Regions from separate parts of the Mus musculus genome. Here region 1 is linked to region 2. Evidence: chromatin loops called from intact Hi-C (ENCODE). Cell type or tissue: heart. All regions are shown on one strand.

Region 1 (8,000 bases), 110 kb before region 2:
GCTTCTATTCAAGAACCATCTCTCATGTGTAAGGGTCTCCTGGGTGGGAAGGGCACAGACAGTTAGGACCAGCCCTGGTGCCAGCCAGACTTTCCTCTCATCCCCTGGTTAGCTGGCTATGGAAAGGTGATTAGAGTCGGGGCCAGACTGCCTGGAGGGGTCTCAAACCTAGCACTCGTGATCAGATGGGAGAATTCAGTCCTCTGGCCTGGAGAATTGGGATGTGGTTGTCTTCCTTGGCTGAGGGGTTAAATGACTGACTGCTGTCCTGGGATGCCTGCCCTGCACTGAGCCTTCATTTTGAGCTGGGGCTTAGCTTCACCGAGCTTCCATTTCCTCTCGGTACCACTGTGTAAGGACAGGGAGGATGGAGGCAGAGCCTGCATCTCAGGATTTGGCACGAGGTGGCACCCAGTGGGTGGCTGAGATAGTAACCCTGTCTTGCCTTAACCTCAGGTGTCTGGGCTGGAGGCTGGGTTTCAGCCAGCTCTTCTCAGCCTTAGATCAGTTGTGCCACGTGGGTGGGACACCCTCAGGTGGCTTCTGAGCTGCCGGGTGGGAAGGCACCAGATAGCCTGTGGCTTCAGTGAGGAGGGGGTCATGGAGAAACCTCCTGGAGCAGAGCCACAGCCTGTGCCAGCTTTTTTTTCTCCTTGCCATCTTCCTGGCCTCGGCTCCATTCAGAAGAGCCAGAATCCTGTCCACCCAGGCCTGAGAAGCAGAGGGCCCAGCGCTGGCCTCTGCCCTCGCCTGCTGGTGGTCTCTGTTCAGCCTCTTCTCCTGGCCTTGGTTTCTTCATCTATAAAGTGAGTGGGTTGTTAATGTCCTTCCTGCATGAGGAGCAGGAGCCCATGAGGGATAGGAGATCATTCAGAGGAGCCCTTTCATTGCCAACCCCAAATCCACACATGCTTCAGGGAAGAGCACAGGGTGGCAGATGTTCAAGGCTACATCCCTACCCTCAGCTGTCCCCGGCCAGGGCCAAGAGGACTTCGTAGAACAGCCTTCCTCTCCAGCCAGGCCCATTCCTCACCCCGCCTGCCCTCCCTCCCCCGACCCTCCATCCCTTGCCTAAGTCCTGTCTGGTGTCCATCATGTCTCTGTCCTGCCAGCCCCAGTCTCCTGATTGGGGAGATTGGGGGCTGCTAGCATCTGATAAGCCATCATTAGTCACTTCTGGGCTCTTGTACGGGGTGGGAGGGGGGGCGGGTGGCCCCTCAACTCTGTAAGCATGACTCTTTGGTTTGCTTCAGCTGGAGACTTTGGGGTCCTTGTGGGGTTCTCTCCTAGGGCCCACAGGTGCTTCAAAAAGGCAAGGGGACTTACCCTAAGTTTGAGGGCCAAGGATCTGGAATTTAGGCCTGCCATCTCCAAAATGTGTGGGTCCTAGAGCCCTGTGATGGCCTGTGAGGCCACCCTGCCAGGAGGTTTTATTCAAAGGACTAGACCTTGGTGGAAAGGATCAGCTTTGGGGATGGCTGCCAGTGTACTGGCTTCTGTTCGAGACAGAAAATCCCGGTGATGGTGAACTAAGGTGTGCAGTGTCCCTGCCTTCACCTGCCCCTCCCCCAAGGCCTTTCCCTTAGAATGCCCCCCTTTCCTTTGAGACAACATCTGGAAAGCTCTGCCTCCTTTGACACAGCTCATCCACCATTGCCTGCCTAGTTGCCACACCTAGGGAGACCCTGCTGTCCCTGCCTCATGTCCCTCTACAGAGAAGAGCCTCTTGTCTAGTTCTTTGGAGGTCTAGGTCTCCTGCCTGGTGCAATCGGGGCCCCTCCCAGCCTTCTCCCCACTGGCTTTGCCCCACCACTCAGTCTGGTACCATGGGAATACTAGGTAAATATTTGCTGAAGAATGACTTTAAGAAAGAACAGGTTTCCAGCCCTGTGTCTCGATTCCTCCCACAGTGAGGATCTGAGCTGATCTCGCTCTTGTTCCAACCCCTCCAAAGGCTCCCCAGTGCCCTGGAAATCAAACGTCCAACGTCTGAGTCAGATTTTCTTCCACTCTGCTATACCCTGACCCCTACCCCACATTGCCTGTTGAGTGCAGTTCCTGAGTCCTCCCTAGGGAACCTCTCCTACCAGCAAGCTGGGACAGCTCTCTCCTTCATGGAGGGCCCCCATCTCTGTCCCAGTCACCATGTAGCATTGCCCTGGCCAGGTTCTCCCTGCAGCTGAATGTTAGGGTGCCATTCCAGGCTGGAGTGTGAGGGAGGGAGTAAAGGCAGCCAGGATTTGGGGGGGGGGGGTCCCAGATGACATGTGAGAGGCTGGCTAGGAGGGGCAGCTATGAGGAGCTGGGGGCAGGACTGCCCAGAGCTGGGCATGGGACAGGGTAGCGGATTCCTAAGATCCATCTGTTGCCACCAGCCTCCATCACCTCCTATTCTCCTGCAGATCCTGGATCTATGGAACCTCAGATCTGGGACCCCCAAGTTCTAATCCTCTCCTCTTTGTGATAGTGAGCGAGCTCCTACCCCTCCTTATGATCCCACAAATGAAACAGCAGGTTGGAGCCTATCAGAAGCCCCATCCCAGCCCCATCCCTGAGCCTGGTGGGGACCTACTGTATTTGGCCCACATGGTGGATTTTAAAAAGAATCCTTTTTCTCCCCTCTTAAACTTGAGCCAATATTAAAAGGAGGAAGCTTTTTAAATGAAAGCCAGATTTCCAGCTTCTCTTAACCAGGCCAGGCTGGCCAGAATCTCCATTTACCAGAGGAGTTGGGTGGTCCTTGCTCTTGGCTCCCTACCCAGCCACTGAGCAGGGGCCCTTTGGGCTTCTGCTGCTTCAGGGGACAGGTTTCCAAACCTGTCTCCTCATCCCTTACTTAGAGATAAAACTCCATTCATCTCCTCCACTCCCCGTTCTAGACAATCTGCCTCGTTTTAAAATTCCTTCAGCAGCCCCAGGCCCAGCGGCTTCTCCCAGCTAAGGAACGCAAGGAACGAGGTTGCACGTGACTCTGCTCTGCGGCGGGCAAGGCTTTGATGTTGCAGTGATTGTAGACCGCCCCTCCCCCACGAGTCCCTCCCTCCCCGCCCCCCTTTCCCCACTCCTTTCTTCCACTGTTCTCTCCCCCATCTGCCCCCTCCACTTTTCCCTCCTACCCCTCTTCTTTCCCTCCTCCCTCACCCCTCCCTCCACTTCCTCCTCCTCTTTCCCACCTCCCTCTTCCCTCTACTTCCTCCTCCTCTCTTTCCCACCTCCCTCTCCCCTCCACTTCCTCCTCCTCCCCTGCTATTCTCTCCCGCTCCAGGTATCAGCTATTTCCCTGGCTTTGGCCCAGCTAGATCCTGATGGAGGGAGGGAACCCCAGCATTGGGGAGAAGTGCAGAGGTTGACCAATTGATGTCTGGGAGAAAAAATGGACTTGTGAGTTGGCTTGGCGTGGACTCCCAGGAAGAGTGGCATCTCTGCCCACTATCCCAGGACCACGGTGTTCCTGAATGACTCACTCCTCCCAGCTTCCAGTTACTTCTGTGAAGATTTGAGGTGAGGGCCTCCCCTCAGTTCAGGGCAGTCTCCCTATTGTCCCCGTGGGAAACAGAGGCCCTAGCGCATCTAAAGCTGACCTGAAGATTGGTAAGAGGAGTGTGGGGTGTGGATGGGGTGCAGATGCTGAGTTGATGGGGGGAAAGAGGCCGATAAAGATGAGGTTAGGGAGAGGCCAGTATATGTGCACTCTCAGAAGGACCACACCCCCGTCCTGCTCTCCTTCAGTGAGAGGTAAGGTTCTCAGTTTCTAGGAGTTCATAATGTCTGCCTGCCACCTCTCAGGTCCTCTCACAGCTTCTCTGGTAAATTCTTCCAGGCCCAGGGGGCAGGGTACATAGATTTAGCATCTGTCTGCTCGCTGCTGTTGTCATTTACTGTCTCCAGGGTAGGACACTGCTGCACTGTAGCCTTGTCTGTACTGGTATCATGCTGGGGCTTCCCTGCTCTCTCTCTCTCTCAGTCCTCCCTCAGCAGCTGCAGAGGTGCTCTCTGGATGCCCAGGATGTCGTCTAGTCCATGGGAGAAGGGCCATCCACTAACCTGGCCCCAAGATCTAGCATAGCCCTGCTTCATCTTCTATGGCTGAATCTGTCCTTCTGGAGGACAAGCTCTGGAAGGCGAGTGCAGAGATAAGCGATTAGGGCCAAGCTGGCACCTTACCAGCTGGCAAGACTGCTATGCACCTGGCCATTCATAAGGGAGAGGAGCATATTATCCCGCCAGCCCTCTCTAGCACCAGCACTACAGGATCAAAGAGGTGCCAAGACTCCTTAGCAGACCAGCCCTCTGCTTCGAGGGACTGGTCAGGGTGGACTTCAGTAGAGCCCAAGCCCCTCCAGACATAAGGTCACCAGAAGCACCTTTCTTCCTTGACCCTTCCGTGCCCGCTGAGTGACGCTGGCCTGCTCCTGCTTTCCCTGGGGTGCCTGCCTTCTTAGTGGCTATCTGATAGCCCACAGTGATCCAGTCTTAGGTGAAGACAGCCTCTCTCCAGAGGAACTCCTTCAGTCAGCACTGCCTGTCCTGTATCCCAGTTGCCCCTTTAGCCTCCCGGGTTAAGAACTTTGGGAGCCCAGTAGTGTGGTTCTGGGCCTTCCTGTGATGTTGGGACTCTGATGAGAGGAGTGGTAGGAACCATGGTTTGCGCCTCACCTGTGTGGCTGTGGGTGAGTCACTAGCGCTCCCTGCCTGGGCATGTAGAAATAGAGCCAGTGCAGCACCATAGCCTGAAAGTTTGATGGAATAGAGTTGGGAAGAGATGGTGGGAAGCCCCTAGCGCTTTTAATATATATATATATATATATATATATATATATATATATATATATATATATATATATATAAAATTTTGAATATTGATGTGTCTGTAAATGTCTGAGGATGGATTTGCGCATGTGAATGCAGTGCCCCAGGAGGCCAGAAGAGGGCGTTGGAGTCCCTGAGCTGTAGTCCCAGGCAATTACAAGCTGGGAATGCAGGTCTGGAAGAGCAATATGTGCCCTTAACCTCTGGGTCATCACTCCAGCCCTACTCTTGGTGCTTTGAACAGACATAAGCAGGCAGGCTGAGAGGTTATCTCTGCATCCTCTCGTGGCCAGTCTTGAACTCCACACTCAACAGATGCATGAGTTTCTGCCCTGTCCCAGGCATCTAGCCCTGCTTAAGCCAGGGGAGCATCAGGACTGATCCAGCCCCAAGCCCTTTCAGCATGCTGTGTGGCTGTAGGTGAGTTATTGCCCCTTTCTGAGCTCAGCCGCTGCGTCTGATAGCGCTAATATCTCCCTCCCGGGGGAGTCTGTGCAGGGACACCCAGTGCTGACTGAGTGCTTGCTCAGTGTCAGCTGTAGTTGTTGCTGTTTTTATTATTATTTGACTTGAAAATCTCCTGCTCCACATGCCGCTTCCACAACAGTCGTCGTTTGTACAAAGCTAAGCTGAATAAATGGGGACCCAGCAAGATTACGTCCCCTGCTCCCTGCTCAGGGCTGGCAATGACAGGGCCCCCTTGAATCTCTTGATGGGAGGAGGAGCTTGGCCCTATCCTGGTGGCCTGGCCAGGGCTCTGTTCAGGGGCAGGGGGTCTCAGTCCTGCCTGGCCTGCCTCCCGGCTGACAGCTCAGGCACTGTGAACTGGCGGCCAGCCAAGCTGCTTCCTTTCCCAGCTGGCTGCCATCCAGGGCCGGATGCCAAGGGGCCGGCTGGTGGGCAGCAGCTCCGTCGTCGTAGGGCTGTGATCCCAGCCAGAAGACTCCAGTTAGGGCTGGGTGTTGGGGGTTCCCACCACCCCCTTGAAGCCCCTGGGAGCTGAACGCCGCTGCACCGGCTCTCCGCACTGCCCCTACAGCAATACCTCTGCAGAACACGGAAAAGAGCAGATCTTTGAAAGATGCAGTAGAAAGAGCATGGCTTGGGCAAAGGGTCCATGGAGCCTCTGTGTTCACATCCAGAAAATGGGGCCAGTTTAAGCCTTATGGCTTGTCTCATGGGTGGCTCACAGGTAGGCTGTGGTAAGAGAGGAGTTTGGTATTATGCTAGGGTGAAGGAAGCTGAGAGCTTCACTTTGGACGTTATCTTTGTTTGCTCTTGTCTATAGTTGGGGGTGGGGTATGTTGTTGCCAGCTGGCACTCCCTCCCACTCTGGCCTACCCCCAACTTATCTCCTCATGACAGTAGGGCATTATTTGGTCTTTTGAATATCTGTGGTGGGTGATGTCTTAGGCTCTTCTTTAGGCTCTTCTTAGCCCCTTTGGACAGCCTTGGTCCCTCCTGTGTCCCAAGCACATCCCCCTGCCTGGAGCTATGGTTAGCACAGAGGACACTATTTTGACAGCCACCTTTGTGCACTCCTTCATCCCATATCACAGGTCTGTATTCTGTCTGTGGGCTGCCAGACTCTGTGAACCTGGACCGTGAAGGCTTGCTGATGACTGCTGGCTCAGTGCATTCTCAGTTCACTGGGGATGTGTCCACTGTGTGGTTGGCTACGAAGCTCAAAGACAAATCAGCATAGTCAGCCAGGAGCCTCACTGGGCCTCCCTCCCTGGCTGCTGTTGCCAGTAGGAATTCTAAATCCTGTGACTGCTGGGCCCAGCACCCTGGACAGCACCGGCCTGGCCCTGCCTTCTCCCCTAGTCAGAGGGAGGGCACTTTACCACTCCTCCGGTCCAGTCTCTGCCACGCCTATCACCCCATCAGCCTCGGCAGCCCCCCCTCCTGCTCCTGGAGTCTTTAGTCTTCGGCACAGTCTGGTAATTAAAAACCTTCAAGGGGGACTTTATTGAGTTAGCATTAGTTATTTTGTCAGGCTGGGAGAGCGAGAGAATTATCTGTCCTCCGGGAGAGGGGGCTGGGCGGAGGCCGTGGGCTGAGATTGGCAGGTGCCTGCTTTTGAGCACGCTGTGCTGGGGCTAGACAGTTACATGGTTGCACTGCACTGCGGGTGACAGGAGGGGCAGGAGGGGAGCAGGTAGCAGGGCCCTTCTCTACCCAGAGGCTTACCTTGCCACATGTGCCCACTGTTCAGGCCCTTCCTGCTCCTAGATTTAAAAAACAAAACCAATCAAACAAGCTCCCTTCAGAGCCAAGATGGCTTCCGACTCTGACTCTCGTGGGGATGGGGTAGGAGACTTTTTTTTCTCTTCGGGCTGGGAGGTATGGGCTAGACCTCTTGTTTCTACAGGCCAGGATTTCAGTCTAGGGTTGGTCAGAGAGCTGGTTTGAGGTGCCCCTGACCTCTTTGTCCACTTCTTTCCATAGCTGGCATATAACCTTTTACAACCAGGTAAGGTCCATGTGGGATATGTAGCTTTGATCTTGGGCCAGCCCCTCACCTATCTGCCTTCAGATTCTCACTTGTGAATATAGGGCAGCAATCTCTCCCTCTCCAAGGCTGTCAGGATCAATAAATGAAATCGAGTATGTGGTCTCTTGTTCAGGACAGGCCCAGTTTTCATTCCCCTGGAGAGGTACAGTTCCTGGGAAGGAACCAACATTTGTCCCTTCTGCAGGTTTTTCACTTTGTGACTAGTCACTCTGACTCCACATTTCAGATGAACTGAGGCTTGGAGCAGTAAAGTGTTTGTTGAGTCAGCCAGGAGTAAGTAGGAGGTTGGTTCAGATATGGGTCTTTCCTTTGACCCAGGGGCCAGAGGGACATAAACCATGGAATCTTCCGGGAAGACCACTAAGGAAGATTAAGAGCTGTCTGCCTGCTGCGGTCCTTGGGCCTGACCAGGAAGTTAATCGCTTGGAGATTGGGCCCCTCTTCTGTTTAGGCTATGTCCTGCCACTGCCTTGTTCTCCTGCTTTGCTCCATAGCTAGGCCTGGATCCCTGCCCCTCTCCCCTTGCTCTCCCTATAAGTCTCACACCCTACCATTCCTTTTGAGAAGTACCTGGCTAAGAGGATGTGAGATCTGGAGCCAAGACTGAAAGTGAAGGGATGAGTTAACCCTGTGTCTGTGACGTCCACAGTCACACAGAGTAGGGCTCTCGTGG
Region 2 (8,000 bases):
AGAATAGAAAAGAGGAATTGTCTGTTAATGTGCTGAAATACACAGTACAATAGTAACTGTCAAAGTTAATTTCCAACAGAGTGTTCAGCTAACTCCACAGGACCAATGCAGAACCTCTTTAAAAACTACCTGAGCGGGCGGTGGTGGTGCACGCCTTTAATCCCAGCACTCGGGAGGCAGAGGCAGGCGGATTTCTGAGTTCTGCTGAAAGTACAGATGTGGGCACATTCTGTAAGACTTTTTTAGGAGATTTCATCTCCAGAAGTAATAATACTCACATTGTTTTATTTGTGACTTTTTTTTTCTCTCAGAAAAAGCATTTTCTAACTTTAGGAAACATTTTATTAATGGACTGTCACAACTGGTCATACTGTTTTGTCTCTGAGGACAAGCAAATGTGTCTTTCTGATGGTGTCTTTTGCAACAGTCCCTATAACTGGTGGTTTTGTAAACCTTGTGGCATTATGGTGGCCAAGCTTCACAGGGCCATGTTTGACTGGGCCTAGAGACTGGTGGTACAGAGCTGCTGGAGCTCAGGTGAGCAGAGAGTGCTTCCATGAGTTCCAGTTGTCTGTCTCCTGCTGTTAATCTCACTGGCAGATTGGAGCTGCAGGAGTCTTGGTCATGCTATGTGCTGGTAGGTTTTAAATTAATGCATTTTATTTACTGCTATGCTTGTTTCATGCTGGAGGAGGGGCCTAGAAGTTAGTGACAACTGGTGAGTTCTTGGGCCTTGATCTAAGAAAGCTGATAGTCTACCCTGTAGATGAGATGATCTGAGACTCCAGAGGCAGATAATACTAGTGAGTCAAATTCTACCACTATCTCAGCTGATTTGTTTAGGATCCTGAGGGTCTGAGAAGTTTTCATTTATGTGTTCCTCGGCTTCTTATATACAATTACACTTAAAATCTGTGGCTATATAGGCTGCTAATCTGGATTTCATTTAAACTGGTTAAATAGTAAACTTACTAAGGTAAGTGCCTGAGAGCTCTCTGAGAATGTGTGATCAATATTTATTAACATTCTGCCACCATGTCCTGCGTTGGTAACCTGGCTGTCGGTCTGTCAGAGTTGTGATGTACAAAGTGAACTCATTAATTAGATTTATCTGCCCTGCTCCACACACTACCACCTTTGTGCAGTAAAGCTGGACTTCTTGGAGGCACACATATTCTTGCTGCCATCAGGAATGCTGTCACCATGTTAAAAGTTGGAATATATCATTTTTTTTCCTCCAGGGATTAAAATCACCCTCATGGGACTTGGTTTTCCCTCTGAAGTATTCAGTGTGAATTGTGTAATTTAGTATCTTGTGTCTTTGGAGGCTGTGGGATGTAAGTGACAGCAGAAATTCCAGGCTTACCTTTCTAACTTGAATACTGAGCTATCTCTACAGAGGGGGAAAGGGTACTGACTTTTCAGGTGGATTTTATTTTATTTTATTTTATTTATTTTTTTTGGGGGGGGGGTTTGAGACAGGGTTTCTCTGTATAGCCCTGGCTGTCCTGGAACTCACTTTGTAGACCAGGCTGGCCTCGAACTCAGAAATCCACCTGCCTCTGCCTCCCGAGTGCTGGGATTAAAGGCGTGCACCACCATCGCCCGGCTCAGGTAGTTTTTAAAGAGGTTCTGCATTGGTCCTGTGGAGTTAGCTGAACACTCTGTTGGAAATTAACTTTGACAGTGACTATTGTCATTTTAAACATACAGAGAAATTTTTTTTAAAAATTTATTTATTTTATATATGTGAGTACAATGTCTTCAGACACAACAGAAGAGGACATTGGATCCCATTACAGATGGTTGTGAGCTACCATGTGGTTGTTGGGAATTGAACTTGGGATGTCTAGAAGAGCTGCCAGTGCTCTTAACCTTTGAGCCATCTCTAGCCCAATAAAAACATTTTAATGGAAACCACCTATTTTCTTCAAGAGAGTCACGGCTATATTTTTGTAGAATTCTTTTAAGGCTTTTCTTTTAATGAATATAAAACATTTTAATGAAATTTAGGGCTGGAGAGACGGCTCAGTGGTTAAGAGCACTGACTGCTCTTCCACAGGTCCTGAGTTCAATTCCCAGCAACCACATGGTAGCTCACAACCATCTGTAATGGGATCCAATGCCCTCTTCTGGTATGTCTGAAGACAGCTACAGTGTACTCATAAATAAATAATAAACCTTTTTTAAAAATTAAAGTTTATTTATACATTTATATGTCCTGGTTGTTGGGGGTGATTTTTGTATCACAGTATCATGGTTATTTACCCATAGCATCAACCACTTTAAAATACTAGGGTTTGTTTTGTTTTGTGACTGATGCCATGTTAATGTACCATAGATTATTTTGGATGTCAATGTTTTCCTATTAGGAACTACAGTGTGGTCCAAGAAGCAAAGAATATGAGGAAAACAATTGCGTGTCTAAGATGCAGATCTAAATGGTCTTAAATGTTCAATAACTTGAAATCCAGGTACAGCCAAAGCTCCTGGAAGGGAGTATAGGGTCTCCAGTTATCATGTGGGCGCCCCATGGCAGTTCCCTGGATAATCCACTAAACATAATAAAGCTAGGGGAAATACATATATGTCCAATGGCATCTGGCTTCTCCACAAGTACTGTTGGTTTATTTTATATAAAAGAGTATTGCATATATACATTTGAAACTAGGAAGGAAATAAATCAGTATTGAGGCCCCTTACATTTATGTGTATCTGTCCAACCAGTATAGCCATACTCAGTTAAGCATACATTCTAATCTGACTGTCTTGTTTTGTAGATTGTTTGCTGCATGAGGAGAATTTCTCGGTGAGGTGCCCCAAGCACAAGGTGAGTCACTGACCCCTGCACTCTCAGTGGAGCTGGCTATGTAGCTGGGAAATAGGGGTAAACCCCAGACACTGGGAGGCTTCACCCGTGCCCGTTCCCTATGCTGTAGCTGTAGCCTTCTCCTGGCCTTTGGAAGGTGGCGTGTCACTGAACTGAATGACTCCCTGGGGAAGGGGCCCAACAGCCTTTGTGGTAGGTTGGGAAGAGGTTTAGTTTTTTGAGGGGAATGTCTGTGATTCAGGAGTAATTAAATATCAGACCCAATAAAACTTACTGCTTTGTACATGAGTTTTAGTAGAACTCTATCTAGTTTGTGGATCTGGTTAATGAGTTGGTGCAAGGCCTGGTCTAGAAACATCTATCACACTAGTAAGTAGGCCAACTCCAGAGCCTGGGAGAAGCCCTCATTCTCTCTCAAGTAGTGCAGCAGAAGCAACCCAGCGGTGTATAGGTGATGGCTGCTGCCGGCCCATTTCCCAGTGTGGTGAATGCTCACTTCCTTTAGGAAAGGTGAAAAGATGAGACTTGTACCCATTCCTGCGGTACAACAGAAAGCATGGGATGGGATGAAGGAGGAGGGCAAAGGTGGAAACTTCTGCTGCCCTGCTGCCCCTGTTTTCCTGTACTTGGATCTGTGTAGCTGAGGTCACACTGACACCTGGTGGTCATTGGCGCTCAGTCTCCAGAAGGGCTGGAAAATACTAAAGGAGTCATCTTTAGAGGACTGTCCTCAGAATGTTCCTGACAGATTATGCTTGCTTTTAAGAATAATTCTCAGAGATGGGTCTTAGGATCAGACAGTATTCTCTTTATTTTTACTTATAATCATGTTTTACCTCAGCAAGCCCAGTCTGGGTGCCTCCTGTTTGTCATTCAGTACTGACTCTGCTTTTTATTTCCTTTTCCATGTGCCATTCCTGTCCTTTCGTCTACCCTTCCTGGTTCCCACACACTGTATTTCCTGTTCTGTCCCTTTTGTCTTGTCTCTTGGCTTTGGCCGGCATCAGCCTCCCCTTCCATGCCCTCTCCCCCCCTTGCAGAACAAGACCGCAAAAGGCAGCCTCAGCACAGAGCAGTCCGAGCGGGGGTGAGGGGGGAAGTGTGCACGTGGGAATGGACAGCAAGCACAGGTGAGTTGGGGCCTGCTGAGCTCCCACCACCTCCTCACCCAGCTCCGTGTGTATCTGGCCTCTGGCCTCCTAATGGCTCTAGGCTGCACCACCAGCTTTTAGTCATGTGGATTAATAAAGCAATAACAGAACAGCTTTTTATTTTGTTATTTAGCTTCCTGAATGTCTGCAAGAAGGCTTCAGAACTAACTATCCACTGCCAATTGGAGTCAGGACAACTTTTCTAAAGTTAGCCCTTAGTGAAGAGCTGACAAATGAGCCTATGAGTGATGGTCCTAAAGGCAGAGCTTCTAAGACAACCCTGTGGGTGGGAATCTTCTGCCAGGAGCCTGGTCTTTTGACTCTTGCCTTAGTGGAACCTAACCAGTGGTCACTTTAAAAACAAAACAAACAAACAAACAAAAATCCTTAAATTTTGGTAAGGCTTATATACTATGTTTGTTCGTTTGTTTTTGAAAAGAAAAAACAAACAGAATATTTTCCAAATTTTATTATTTGTAATCTCACTCCAGTATTGTGAAGAATTCTTTTTTTTTTTTTTTTTTTTTTTTTTTAAAAGCAAGCCAGGCAGTGGTGGCGCGCACCTTTAATCCCAGCACTTGGGAGACAGAGGCAGGCGGATTTCTGAGTTCGAGGCCAGCCTGGTCTACAGAGTGAGTTCCAGGACAGCCAGGGCTACACAGAGAAACCCTGTCTCAGCACCCCCCCCCCAAAAAAAAAAAGGCAACAAAAAAAACAAGGCAAATGAGATTTACTGGACTTTCATCATCCAGTTTCACTATATTCTTAATGGTGTCAAGGTATTAAACTGTGATGGGTGTGCTCACAGCCATAAGAATGCAGCTTAGTGGAGACGGGGTCTGGAAGCTTGCTTTGTCCTCTCTGCCCTGCATGTCACTGAAGGATGAGAAAAAGTAGGCTGAAGAGAATGGAACTTACATGGCCAGAGGCCTTGTTGCTCCAGTGGGCAGAGGTACTAGCTGTCTCTGAGGGATAATTCTCTAAATAGGGTCCTCTGTTCCTACAGCCACAACAGGCTCATTCTCTGTTGGGTTTGCCCTCTTCCCTGGTTAGACTAAAATCTAGGAGGTTTTTTATTGTCATTTTCTGGAAAAAAATCATAAATTTGAAAAACAGTTGAATCCATCTCAGAGTATTTGGCTTTCCTCCTCCATGAAAATGTTTGTTTAATTGGTAGTTCATTTACTGACTTCAGAGAAGGCTGCTTGCACCTTGCTGTGCCATAGGTCTGGATTCAGATGTGGGCTCCCTAGAAGGGATGCAGGGTGCTTTGTTATAGTGCTTTTTGTCTTTGCCTGCCTCTTGTGAAAGGTTCATGAAAACCACCTACTTGCTCTTGGGGCACAAGGTCCTACCTAACATGAAGACTAATGGACTGACAAGGCGTTGTCAGCTCTGCAGTTTTAGAAGTTGCTGGTTTGTACAAGCTGTACAAAGTGGTGATCTCTCTCTCTCTCTTTCTCTCTCTCTCTCTCTCTCTCTCACACACACACACACACACACACACACACACACACACACACACACACACACACAAGCATATCTGTGTGTATGTTTTGGAGAACTATTTACATTGGCCTTCAGTGGAACTAATGGACTTGAATGCCACCTAAGTAGAATCTGCAGTTTCTATGTCGTTGTCTCTTTAAGTTGGCCCAGTGGTTAGAGTCAAACTCTAAGCAGGTCATGAGACATATTCTTGAAGTAAGTGTCCTTGAAGGCTTGGCTGAGGTGGAACTTGGTTTTGTCTTTAATTGTAGCCTGACTTTTGGAATCCAGACCTTGGTAACTCATGTGTTTGGGACCTTGGTTGTCATCCTACTTATTCTTGGGTTCTTCCAGCTCCAGCCCCAGACCCTGAGCAGAACAGTGAGTTGTATTCTGTACTTCCCGGGCTGGTATCTGGTCATAGGAGGCCTGACCCTTGTGTGGAGTGGGCCTCAAGTCTGTTGAGGTTGTAGCAGTTACCTATTGAATAAAAGGACAGAGCTAGTATCCAGTCTTAATGTCTGGAATATTCTTTTTATAGACTCTTCCCACAAAAAAAGAAATGTAAATGTAAATTTTTTTTCTTGGGTTGTCTGTTCAGCTGTTACATTGAGGTCAGTCAGTATCCTTCAAGTGCCAAGTATTTGCTGAAACCTTATGGTCAGAGACAGAATCATACCACTGTCCTGTCCTCAAGGAACACTCATACTCAGGATCAGATCGAGAGCCACCATTAACAGGGACCTACACAAGGCAGGAAAGGGACAGTGAGTGTCCATATGTGTGTCCTGATCTACTGGTACCCCACTTTCTCACACAGAATGGTGAGGAAGGGGCTTTGAAACTGAGGTTAAAACTACTTAGTATCTCTATGCTTCTGTTTCTTTTGTAAAGAAAGAATAGTGATGAACTCAATGAGGATTTGATGAGGCCTCAGCAAATACTAAGCATGCTGCTGCTGCTGTCCAGCTCAGTGTTTCTGAGAGCTACAACTGCTCTGTCTAGCAGAACGTGCCAGAGCTAGAGGACAGAAGATGCTCTCTGGCATGTGGGGGTTATGCACTTGTCACCACCAGGCTAAGAGGATAAGAAAAGTAAAGTCTTTGAACAGTTGCCCAGTAGACCACCTCCCATTTCTGGGGATGAGAAAGCATCACGGTAGCTCAGTGATACTAAGATTGTTATTCTCGGGCTAGATTGCAGGTGTGGATAGGGACCATAGCTTCTCTGCTAGATCCTGAGATGCAGTAGACAGGGAACAGAAACCATTATTTGAAGTGATGCTCTGTCCTGGATGCTAGGAATAGCACCTACCCACATGCCCTACACAGAACAGCCATGGAAAGTAAAGGGATGGCATCCTCCCAGTTCCCTCTGGGGCAGCAGATGGCCCATCCACAGATGAGTGTCACTCCAACCCTAGGTTCATCCAGGGGGTGCTACTGGGATTACTCCTCTGAAAGTTAAGTTGATACGGAGTCAGAATTAGATCTCTCTCGGAGAACTCTTCCACTTTATGTAGAGATCACATGTGAGCTTCAGAGAGGAGACTGCCTCTGAATCCTGGCATAGTTGAGCTGGGTAATGCCTGTTGCTGTTGAGAGAGTCAGGTTGAGTGTTTGGAATAGAAGGATACAAAGGGAACCTTCTCAGGTTCAGGCCACAGGGTATGTTGGGGACATCAGAACGAAACCCAGCGCTCTATCTACCTGCTGAACATCAAGAAGCTTATTGTTTTGTGGTTGTGAAGATAGAACCCAAATGCCAGGCGACAGCTCTTTCTACTGAGCTACCCTCTTCACAAACCGTTCTTAGTGATAAACATCCACATGTCGTGAGATTTAAAGAAGATATTAACCCTCATCAGGTTGGAATGACAGAGAACTTACTTGACATAGGCCTGAGGCCTAGCTACCTCCTCTGAGCCATGTTTCATGCAATGAAACACAGTCTCTGCAAGTGTCGCCTCCTGAAGAACATGAGCTGCTTCATCTTGAAGATGGATTTTAAGGTACCTTAGCACCATCATAAGACACCTACATTCCCAGAGCTGGAGTCTAGGTTGTTGTATATACACTGCTGTCTCTGCAAAGTGTCTTCCTCCTTGTTGGTGTTTTTGTAAAGCACTTAGCAAGGGCAGATGTGTATATGTATATATATGTATATATGTATATATGCTTCTGAATGGTGCATTCTCCACTCCGGGACACACACCAGCCTTCCCAGCTGGTGCTTGTTGATAAGCTTTGTGGAAGCAGTTATTACACAGAGGCCTGTTTTTTCCTGAAGTTTGTCTGTTGGTGGTGATAGCAGGAGAGGTTTGAGGAAGAGACAAAGAGAACACCCAAAACAGATAGATGCAGAAAGTGCAGATATTGGCAGAAAGCAAGGATGAGAGCAACTTGCCATCAACAGTGACTTTTGGTGTAATTTTTATGGACTGATTCCTTGGAAACTATTGTGTCTTCCTGAACCCTTCTCATATAAATAAGACAGACCATGAAACACTCCTCAGTCTCTTGAACAAACTG

The links. Hi-C counts contacts between places; a loop is a spot of excess contacts. Peaks named below come from ENCODE experiments on the same cell type or tissue, not always from the same donor. Only the 100,000 strongest peaks of a DNase experiment are listed, where the experiment ranks them.
Region 1: it touches region 2 in a loop (2.7-fold over the local background); 4 of 42 quality-filtered maps call a loop at or near these places.

Annotation. Positions count from the first base shown.
Region 1 is chr15:82,919,900-82,927,899 of GRCm38, reverse strand. It overlaps a transcript of Tcf20 not described here. Among named protein-coding and RNA genes, the nearest start is that of Tcf20, 12 kb to the right of the region's middle. In heart, a CTCF peak has its summit at 4,931 (motif pointing right); DNase peaks (open chromatin) are centred at 5,659 and 6,629; H3K4me3 peaks cover 2,194 bases; H3K27ac peaks cover 3,076 bases; H3K27me3 peaks cover 2,591 bases.
Region 2 is chr15:82,810,441-82,818,440 of GRCm38, reverse strand. Tcf20 (transcription factor 20) reads left to right here. Exons shown (of 5, transcript NM_013836.3): 4 at 2,781-2,830. Among named protein-coding and RNA genes, the nearest start is that of Cyp2d26, 20 kb to the right of the region's middle. In heart, a CTCF peak has its summit at 3,493 (motif pointing left); a DNase peak (open chromatin) is centred at 3,920.